Linked DNA regions of Mus musculus: region 2 is linked to region 1. The links are chromatin contacts, found by Hi-C or POLR2A ChIA-PET in ENCODE. All regions are on one chromosome and are shown on one strand. Each heading gives the region's core, a stretch centred on a gene start or an enhancer-like site at or near the end of the contact. The rest is flanking DNA. Distances are from core to core; before and after follow the strand shown. Region 1 holds the start of Mrps5 (mitochondrial ribosomal protein S5). Region 2 holds the start of Mtln (mitoregulin).

Region 1 (4,900 bases), core at 1,313-3,812:
TGAATGAGACCATCAAAATTTCAAACCAATGTGTTCAATGCTAGAAACAGCTTGGCGGCACAGCTCTTGCCTGATGTGCACTAGGCCCTGGATGCTCAAAAACAAAAACCTGTGTTTCAAGGAACACTATTAATGTCAGGTATACTAGTATATCCCAGCATTTGAGAAGCTGAGGCAGAAGAATCACTGTGCGTTTGAGGCTAGACTACATTCATAGTGAGAACCTTGGCAGGGGAGGGGGTCTTAAAAGTTAACATGCAAAACTCTTTAAAAAAAAAAAGTTTATGCACAGTGCACATGCCTTTTATCCTAGCCTGGAAGCAGAGACAGGCTGACCTCTGTGAATTCGAAGCCAACCCGCTCTACATAGTGAGTTTCAAGATAGCCAAGACTACACAATGAGAGCCTGTCTCCAAAAATACTTTTTTTTCTTGCAGATTATATATCTGACAAGAGACTTATTTCTAGAAAATGCAACGAAGTCTTCCAAATCAAGAATAAAAAGTCAACCCAAGTGACAATGAACAGGAAGTAACCTGTTAGTACAGGCTCACAGACCCTGCTATGAGAGAGACTGGAACAGGAGGATGGGAAGTTCAAACCCAGCACCGGGCTAGAGAGTGATTGCAACAGCAGCCTGGGCAAGCTGTTGAGATATGTCTCAAAAAACAAAAATTTACTTCTTGTTTCTGTGATAACATATCCAGGCATAAGGAACTTAAGGGAGAAAGGGTTTATTGGGGCTCACAGTCCCAGAGAGATTCAGACCACCATGGAAGAGAAGTCATGGCAGCAAGCAGTGAAGACATGGCGGCAGAAAACCACATCCACACCCCGGAAGCAGGTGATCAGGCGTGGAAGGCAGGTGATGAAGCTCCCTAGCCCACCTCCACAGACTCACTACCTCCAGCATGGCTCCGGCTCCTAAGCATCCATAACCCATGGCTCTACCGACAGGATCCAAGCCTTCTAACACTCGAGCGTGCAGCTCAGTTGTAGAGCATGTGCCTAGCATGCACACGGTTAGATCAAGTGTTTCCCTCTAATCTAGGAAATTCATGGTCAAGAACCACACAATCAAGTTACAGGCGCACACAGACAAAAGATTTGAACAGATATTGCTTCAAGAACATACACACATGGCTATTAAGCGCATGGAAACGAGCCCATTAGAAATCAAAGCCACAAAATTAGTATATCGTCACAGCTTGGTTCTCTGAACAGGACAGACAATAACAAGTGCTGGCAAAGAGAAACTGAAGCCCCTACACAGTGCCGGTGGAGCTGTAAAATGGTACAGCTACTTGGTAGTTAGTTCCTTAGTTAAACACTGAGGTGTCACTTCAACCAGCAATTCCACCCAGGAAATACCCACAAGAGGACGGACATGTGCACAGACAGAAGCACAGCATCCAAATGTTTTAACATCAGTCCTAACAGCCAAAAGATGGAAACGGCTCAAACGTTCATCCGCCAATGAGTGGATAAACAAAATGTGGTGTAATGGACACAAGAGTATTATTGGCTCACAAGCAACATGGGACTGGTATGTCACAGCAGGGACAAATCCTGACAACACAGCATTATTGGCAGATGCCAATCGTAGAAACCAGATGCCCAGAACAGACAAGCTATGGACAGATGGGAAATAGATCAGTAGTCTCCCAGTGTTGACGGCTAGTGAGAGATGGCGAGGGGTGGGGGCAACAGTTAAAAGGTACAGTTGTTTTTTCTTTTGGAGTGATGAAAATGTTCTCAAACTGACTGTGATGATAAATGCACCGTCTACAAAAACACTAAAACAAAACCTTTGAAGTGTACACTTTAGATAGATCACCTGCGAGCGCTAGTGAATGTTACAACTTACTATGGACAGAGGCCTTAATGAGATGGTTTCAACGCCGGCAAAACAAACGAAGGCTCAAGTCACATACCCTATCAAGTGATTTCAGGTTAAATATTGCAACAAAATGAACTTTCTGGACCAGGACCTTGAGCACAATGTCCAGCGCGAAGCTATTCCTACAAGCCAACGCCATGCTAGAGATCGGCACACAACTGAAAAGGGCGGCAGGAAGACGGTGACAGCAAAAGTATATTCTGGCAAACGGATCGGCCCAGACGCTAAAATGACAGCTAGTTAATCTAACAGACTCAGTAAGAGTCTGTTAGACTTTTTGCTGGCGGCACTCTGACTCGAGACAGGGATTGACATCACCCTATGAACCACAGACTATGCTTGCTACATTCGCTCCTCCTCACAGAGTGGGCCTGAACGGTCTCCCTGGCCGAAAGCACACTGCCCAGTTCACTCCTTATACTCTCAAACGGCGCGACCAGAGAGGGACAGAAGGCGCGCAAGGTCACACAGCCGGCCGGACCCGAATGGGAGACTGAGATCAAGGACTCGGCGACTTCTCGCGTTCCTGGAGCCTAGACTCGACAGACCCGAGGGAAAGACCCCTGCTCGCGCGCGCTTTCGGTCCGGGTCCCAGGGCTCACCTGCCTGCAAGCTACACAATGCAGGGAGACAGCCTGCAGCGCGTACGGCCGCCGCCATGCTGGAGCCGGAGCAGCGACTCCGCCTGTCTCTGGAACCGCCTTCCTCACCGCCTGCAGCAACGAGCTGCGACCGCGCCTTGTCACAAGTTCGTCGTCAGCGCAGAGAGGTGTGCTGAGGCTCGAGGGCCACCATTCAGCGCACACGGAAAACTGCCCTCGTGGACCACAGAGGAAACTGAGTCAGGCTCAGCCTCGGACAGCTGCTCAGGGGTCCTCGCGCTAGGACCCCGGGCAGGGGCGGGGCGAGGGCGGGGCTAGCTCTGGGCTCTTTTCTCTGATAGTAGCCTAATGGATCACATCTCACCAGTAGCAGGCTTGACCTGGCAAAGTCAGTTCTGCGGAACCGGGAAAGAGTCTGGGAACATCGGGAAGGAGCCCGGGGGTGAATGAGACAAAGTGTGGGAAGTCCGTAAAGGCCCAAAGTTTATTAAACATATGTTGCCTTTGTTGTGTATTCATGGTACAGGTTGTTCACACACAGTCATGTTCCAGCCCGAGGCCACGGGTTTTACCCCACCTGCTCATGGCTTTACACTATCCATGCTTGCCCAAATGAGTCACATATGATGGTTCTGGACTCCTCCCCTGAAACTTTAAGCCTGCAATAAACTGTTTCTGTGTTGCCCTGGTCATGGTGTTTTGTCACGGCAATAGAAAGTAACACAGGGGCTTTCTTCATTAGCTTCTTGGGATTATCATTTAAGGCTTCTACCTTTCCTGAGGGCAGTGGTTGTTGGGCAAGCCACATTTGCTACCTAATGTCTTGGTCATGATTCGAAACACCTGCAGTCTCTGAGCAAGTTCAGAATTGCTTGTGAGAGTGCCTTGGCTACTTTGTAAGTCTTTGCAGCACAGGCTGGGGAGGCTTTAGTTCATTCAGTAAGGATATCCATGAAGACCTATAGGCAGCTGAAGACGTGGCAAGACTTGGTAAACTATGTCCTCCAAATCTGTCACAGGTTCGTGACCATGTCTGAGCACATACCATGCAGCCCCCAAGAAACTCAGGAGCAGACTGGAAGAATCATTTTCCTGAGAAGAGGTGATTGTATGTTTCTCCTGACCTTGTCCAACCAAAGTATCACAGGGCTCTTTTACAAGCTCTCTGGGAACATAGTTGAGGATTTCTGTATGCAGCCATCCTTCAGAATTGCAGAAGAACCCTTTCACAGCTGCCCTTTTCACTGCCTTAGGGGCAGACCGAGGCTTACAAGAGATCCATGAGACTGACAGAGGCGAAAGGGATCAACAAAAATTAGACAGCAGTGCTGAGACCTTGGCAGCCTAGTGATATGATTTATTCCCTCTACTGACAAGCCACCCATTTAGTGCCCCCTGTAGCCGACATAGCAACACTGGAGAGTTTCTGGATGCCATGCACGAGAGACAAAACCTGTGGTCAATATTTGATGGGACTGCTCTTGGAGTTCAGCAAATCACTTTCCTTCCAGAAAGCAGCATGAACATGTAACATCCAGAAGGTAGGTATTTACTCAGTAGAAAAATTTACTTCTTTACCAATTCTAGGTTCTATTTAAGAAAAACTGATATTGGAGAGGTTTAATTGATAGCCAAAGAGATCAAGGTTTTAGGAAGGGTGTACAGATAGTAATGGGAGATCAAAGAGTCATTGTCAGTCCCTGGAGATACTGGGGTCATCTTGGGTTTCAGGATCCAGTTGTTCAGACAGGTATGGTATGACCATTTGTGACCACCCAATGGCCAGATGAGAATGGGTATCAGCCCTGCTTTTTGGTAATGTATAGTTGAAACAGCCCATCCCTTTGGAAGTCCCAGTGCTGGAGCTTTCTTAAGCCTATCAAAAGAGTGTTCCTTAATCCCTCAATTACAAATGGTATGGGCTTGGGACCCTCATTTAATTTCTCATGACTGGCCTGGCTATTTCTTTAAATATTGTAATTCATATTCTGCAGTATCCAGTTAATTCCAGAAAAGCCAAAACCTGTCTTTTGGTTCAGAGAGGGGGCAAATCCAGATCTCATAGTACCAAATGAAGGTTGCCTTTTTTTTTTTTTTTTTTTTTTTTTTTTTTGCCTCACAAATTGAGAATTTTCCCTAGAAGTTTTGCTTCCTTTTTGAAGTTTTGTAGCCTTTTTGAGCTTTTGAGATACAAAGAGGCCAGGTGGGGTGATGCACACCTTAAAGCCCAGGTCTTTGGAGGCAGAGACAGGTGGATCTCCAAGTTTGAAGCCATCCTGGTTTACATAGTGAGTTCAGGACACAGAGAGAGGGGGGTGGGGTGGGGAATGGACTGAGCTACAACGTTTAAAGTCTGTTGTTTGGCTGGTATCCTCTGAAGCAGTAGGTAGAAGGTCAC
Region 2 (4,900 bases), core at 601-3,100, 210 kb before region 1:
TAATCTCTGGAGTTAGTAGTTATAGTTGACTCTGTTTAGAGATTGTTCTTCTGGTGATTCTGTTACCGTCTATCAGCAGACCTGGGAGACAGATTCTCTCCTCTGAGTTTCAGTGCTCAGAGCACTCTCTGCTGGCAAGCTCTCTTACAGGGAAGGTGCGCAGATATCTTGTATTTGGACCTCCTCCTGGCCGAAGAAGAAGGCCCAAAACAGGACCTTTCTCAGACACTGTGTTGCTTTGGCAGTTCCCAGGTGGTACAGACTCTCACCTAAGCAGACTAAATTCCTAAGTTCCTTGGAGTCCCGGGACCAAGATGGCGACCGCTGCTGCTGTGGCTTAGGCCGCCTCCCCAGCCGGGCGGGCACCTGTCCTCCGGTCCGGACGGTGGCCGGCTGTCCCCGGCCCACAAAGGGTGCTGCCTCAGCGCCTCTGTGCTTCCGCCTGTTCCAGAAGCTGTCAGGTTCTCTGGCGCACCCTCTCACCTGTTCAGACTAATTTCCTAAGTTCGGCGGGTCCCGGACCAAGATGGCGACCGCTGCTGCTGTGGCTTAGGTCGCCTCCCCAGCCGGGCGGGCACCTGTCCTCCGGTCCGGAAGGTGGCTGGCTGTCCCCGGCCCACACAGGGTGCTGCCTCAGCCCCTCTGTGCTTCTGCCTGTTCCAGAGGCTGTCAGGTTCTCTGGCGCACCCTCTCACCTGTTCAGACTAATTTCCTAAGTTCGGCGGGTCCCGGACCAAGATGGCGACCGCTGCTGCTGTGGCTTAGGCCGCCTCCCCAGCCGGGCGGGCACCTGTCCTCCGGTCCGGACGGTGGCCGGCTGTCCCCGGCCCACAAAGGGTGCTGCCTCAGCGCCTCTGTGCTTCCGCCTGTTCTAGAAGCTGTCAGGTTCTCTGGCGCACCCTCTCACCTGTTCAGACTAATTTCCTAAGTTCGGCGGGTCCCGGACCAAGATGGCGACCGCTGCTGCTGTGGCTTAGGTCGCCTCCCCAGCCGGGTGGGCACCTGTCCTCCGGTCCGGAAGGTGGCCGGCTGTCCCCGGCCCACACAGGGTGCTGCCTCAGCGCCTCTGTGCTTCCGCCTGTTCTAGAAGCTGTCAGGTTCTCTGGCGCACCCTCTCACCTGTTCAGACTAATTTCCTAAGTTCGGCGGGTCTCAGACCAAGATGGCGACCGCTGCTGCTTCTCTTTTTTAAGTACTTAAAGGTCATTGGTCTGACAATGTCCACTTTTTATTCCATTGATGAGAGCTGTGGCTATTGCATTGACACTAGTAACTTGGAAGATTATATATTAAAATACCCTGTATACTGGGGTAAGAGAAAACGTATTAAAGACCATTTCATCTAAATTTGTTCTTTTTAAGTGTTATTAAGTTTTTTTCTCTATTTGTTTATTTTAAAATCGAGTTACCAGAAAGCTTAGATAAGAAAAACGAACAAAGCCGGGCGTGGTGGCGCAGGCGTTCCAGCACTTGGGAGGCAGAGGCAGGCGGATTTCTGAGTTCGAGGCCAGCCTGGTCTACAAAGTGAGTTCCAGGACAGCCAGGGCTATACAGAGAAACCCTGTCTCGAAAAACCAAAAAGAAAGAAACAAAACAAAACAAAAACGAACAATAGTAGATAACACTTCGGGTATGATGCAAGTGAATATCTGACTAATGTCAAACAAGAAATGTAGAAGAAACGCGGAGCCCATCAGAAACCAAGACCATCTCACATCACAGTTAAGACTCCTGATCTAAGAGTCAGGGAACTCTGCTTCCTTTCCTGTCCTTTCCTCGCGCAGACTCAGAGCGGGCCTCAAGCGAGCGCTGTGGCATCTGATCCTTGCGCCAATCCGTAGCTCACTCTACTTTGTGCTGAGTGGTTGCAATGGCGGACGTGTCTGAGAGGACGCTGCAGGTGTCCGTGCTAGTGGCTTTCGCCTCTGGAGTGGTCCTGGGCTGGCAAGCGAATCGGCTGCGGAGGCGTTACCTAGACTGGAGGAAGCGGAGGCTGCAGGACAAGCTGGCAACGACTCAGAAAAAGCTGGACCTGGCCTGAGCACGCGCTGCAGCCCGAGTCCGCCGGGTTCTCACTCCCTAAGCCCAACGCAGCCCGGATCGTGGGAGCCGCGCGACCCAGGAGTCGTCCTTGCACGGCTTGCAAGAACATGGCTTGCTTCAGAAAGAAAATAGTTTTGTCTTCTCTAACAACTTACTTTCAGGTATTAACAGCTCAGTTTGCTGAGGGTATTTAATGGGAATGTTTTACCACGTGCGATGCAGTTACACCTTAACATTTAACTTCGAAATGGGGGAGGGAGTCATTTCACGCCCAGCCTCCACATTCATAGGGTCCACAGTGGCTTTTTAACGTGGATGGCAGGAGCTTTGCGTTTCATCATAGTTATTCTTCAGTCCTATAGTTTTCTTCTCTTAGTTCATGGTTTGCGATCACAGTACAGAAATTTGAAGTTAAAGATACTACTGTGTTACTGATTTTTTTTTCTTACTGTTTTTCAACAGCTTGTCGAAGATGAAAATAAAAAGCACTGGAGAGAAATAATTTCTTGCACTTTATGAATCTATTTTTAAAATAAAAAATTAAACATCTTTGAATCTTTTTCCTCCTCACAAAAGAAAGCAGTATTTTTGCCTACCATTCAGTTTGCTGCAGTAAGAGATTTGGAGCCTGAAAGCAGAGACTTTCTGATGGAATCTCACCTTGGTACAGCCTGGAGGCAGATCTGATCAACGGACCATTATGAGTCATTTTTCTAGACATATTCAGAAAACCTAGGAGCTGTGTCAAATGCCTGAATTAAGCATTACAAATGCAAGATATTTGCACTTTGAAGAATGTAGAGAGTAAAAAAACTAAAATTAAAAAAAATAATGCATGTGATATAACGGAATATATATGTGAAAGAGAAACTGTTGAGTAAGCTTAAAGATAAATGCCAGTCCTATCAAGTGACCAAAGCCTTGGTTATTTATAAGATGTATTTCTGACGCATTGTCTACATTTTTAAGAAAATCAGTTTGTTCTCCAGGGAAACACCATGGCCCATTTTCCTAGGATTATTGAGCCTTATATGTGACTTAGATCTTATTCTATGAATCCAGCAAGGGCTGAAACGCCAGTTTTCAGAGAGCCATCCTGTCTGGGCTTTAGTTGGCTGAAGCTTTCTAGTCAGCATTCCTCACTGAGAACTAGGTGAAGATCTTTGAGGTAGAATAGGGTTCTTATCTGCCTGTGGGTGGTGGCGGTGGGCAGTTGTGTGGGGACCAGAGGTCAGCATCAGTGCCTTCCTGGACTGTTCTTCACCTTTTCTTCTTCTCTTGTATGTGTAGTGTGTGTACTGAATATATGTCCACGTGTGTGTGAGTGCATGTGTGATGTGTATGTAGGTGTAGACTGGAAGTTTGTCCTGGAGACTGCTACTTCCACTGTGGGTTCTGAGAATCCAAAGTCTTGGTCCTGTAACTACTGTTACAGATTGCCCCATTCCACCCCAGGTTTTTACATGGGTGCTGGGTGTTTAAGCCAGATCTTCATGCATGTGCAGTAGGCATTTTCCCAGGTGATCCATCTCCAGCCCCAGAGCAGGGTCAGCTCTGTTGTCAACATCATTTATTGAGGCTTAGTTGGGATAGGTTTTTTGAAGTACATTTTGTCCTAAACTGAAAACTTGGGGTTAAATTGACTTGTGGCTGGACTAGCTCCGCCTCTGGGCTGTTCCTGGAAGACCAGGTATTTGTGCTGTTTTAGGTTTTCGTTTGTTTTATGATTTTTTTTTATGAGTTTGAATGTTTTGTGTTTTGTCTGCATGCATGTCTGTGTACCACATAGATGCCTACTTGGTACTTGCAGAGGCCAGAGAAAAGTGTCACATCCCCTAGAACTGGAGTTATAAGGCAATTACAAGCTGGTTCCTGGGAACTGGACCTAGGTCCTGAGCAAGAGCAGTCAATAATCTTAAAAACGGAGCCATGTCAGCAGCCCTCGTCTCATTGCTTAAGTGCAGCATCCGGCTATGTTCATCCTTTTCTAAGTCACTTCTAGCATCCTGCTCTAAACATGTAGGTGCCCTATGCCCTTGCTCTCTACTACTACTACCTGTTTGTATGTCCTGTGTGTCCCTAGCTTTGTAGTGGACCATTCCCCTGGACATTTCTTTTCCTTCTACCCTCCTACTTAACTATATGAAGTTCCCTCTGATAAGTTATTTCTCCACCGGTGAAATGAGCCAATTCAAGCCAGATTAGTGAGTTCAATGACCCAAAGGACCAAGGCCAGAGAAATGACAGTAGGAAGAGAGAAGTTGGGGAGGGGAAAGAGAAAGAGAAAGGTTGCCGGTAGAGGGAGAGACCAAAACCTCTGGATTACTTAGGGAAGAGCCTCAGGGGGGAAGGTCAGACCAGCACCTGGGCTGTAAAGTTTAAGGGTCAGGGTATGTTCGATAAGGGCTGAGGGATGCTGGAAGAATCTGGAGACCCGGTCTGCTTTGATATGTAAAATACGCACTTCAGTTCCTTCCCAGGTTTCCCTGAAGTAAGTTCAGTGACCAGTGTTCTTGGAGAACAAGGCAGGGGTTTCGTGGTCCCTGGTTTCCCCGTCCGAAACCAAATACTCTCCTCCCCCCCCATCCCCCCACCAGAAAAGTCTTCCATGGACACGGTACTTTGCCCATTGAAATTGGGAGTCAGGAGTCACAATAATAGATACCTTGGCAATAGTATACCAGCTCTATCCAGTGGTGAGCTTGGACCATCACCATTCTTAAATCCAAGGTTGCTGTCGAGTTTGGGTATTGGATTTAGAGGGCTGTCTCCTGAGAGTGAAAAGAAAACTGGGGCTCTTGAGAAATCTATTTGCCCGCAGGCTTGTCCCACATGGCAGAATCAGCACCCCCAAAGA

What was found. Hi-C counts contacts between places; a loop is a spot of excess contacts on that map. ChIA-PET counts read pairs that join two places held with the same protein, here RNA polymerase II (POLR2A).
Region 2: a loop to region 1 is called in a map of heart, with 3 times the contacts of the local background. The contact joins the promoter of Mtln here to the promoter of Mrps5 in region 1. A Hi-C loop is called at or near these places in 1 of 37 maps with a recorded cell type or tissue (heart). POLR2A ChIA-PET finds 5 or more read pairs at or near these places in 2 of 5 experiments (both embryonic stem cell).

What each region holds. Positions count from the first base shown.
Region 1 is chr2:127,585,088-127,589,987 of GRCm38, reverse strand. Mrps5 (mitochondrial ribosomal protein S5) reads right to left here and starts at 2,562. Exons shown (of 12, transcript NM_029963.2): 1 at 2,503-2,562. The coding sequence starts at 2,560. It also overlaps a transcript of Zfp661 not described here.
Region 2 is chr2:127,789,438-127,794,337 of GRCm38, reverse strand. Mtln (mitoregulin) reads left to right here and starts at 1,850. Exons shown (of 2, transcript NM_001384135.1): 1 at 1,850-2,204; 2 at 2,506-2,956. The coding sequence starts at 1,871. The coding sequence ends at 2,041.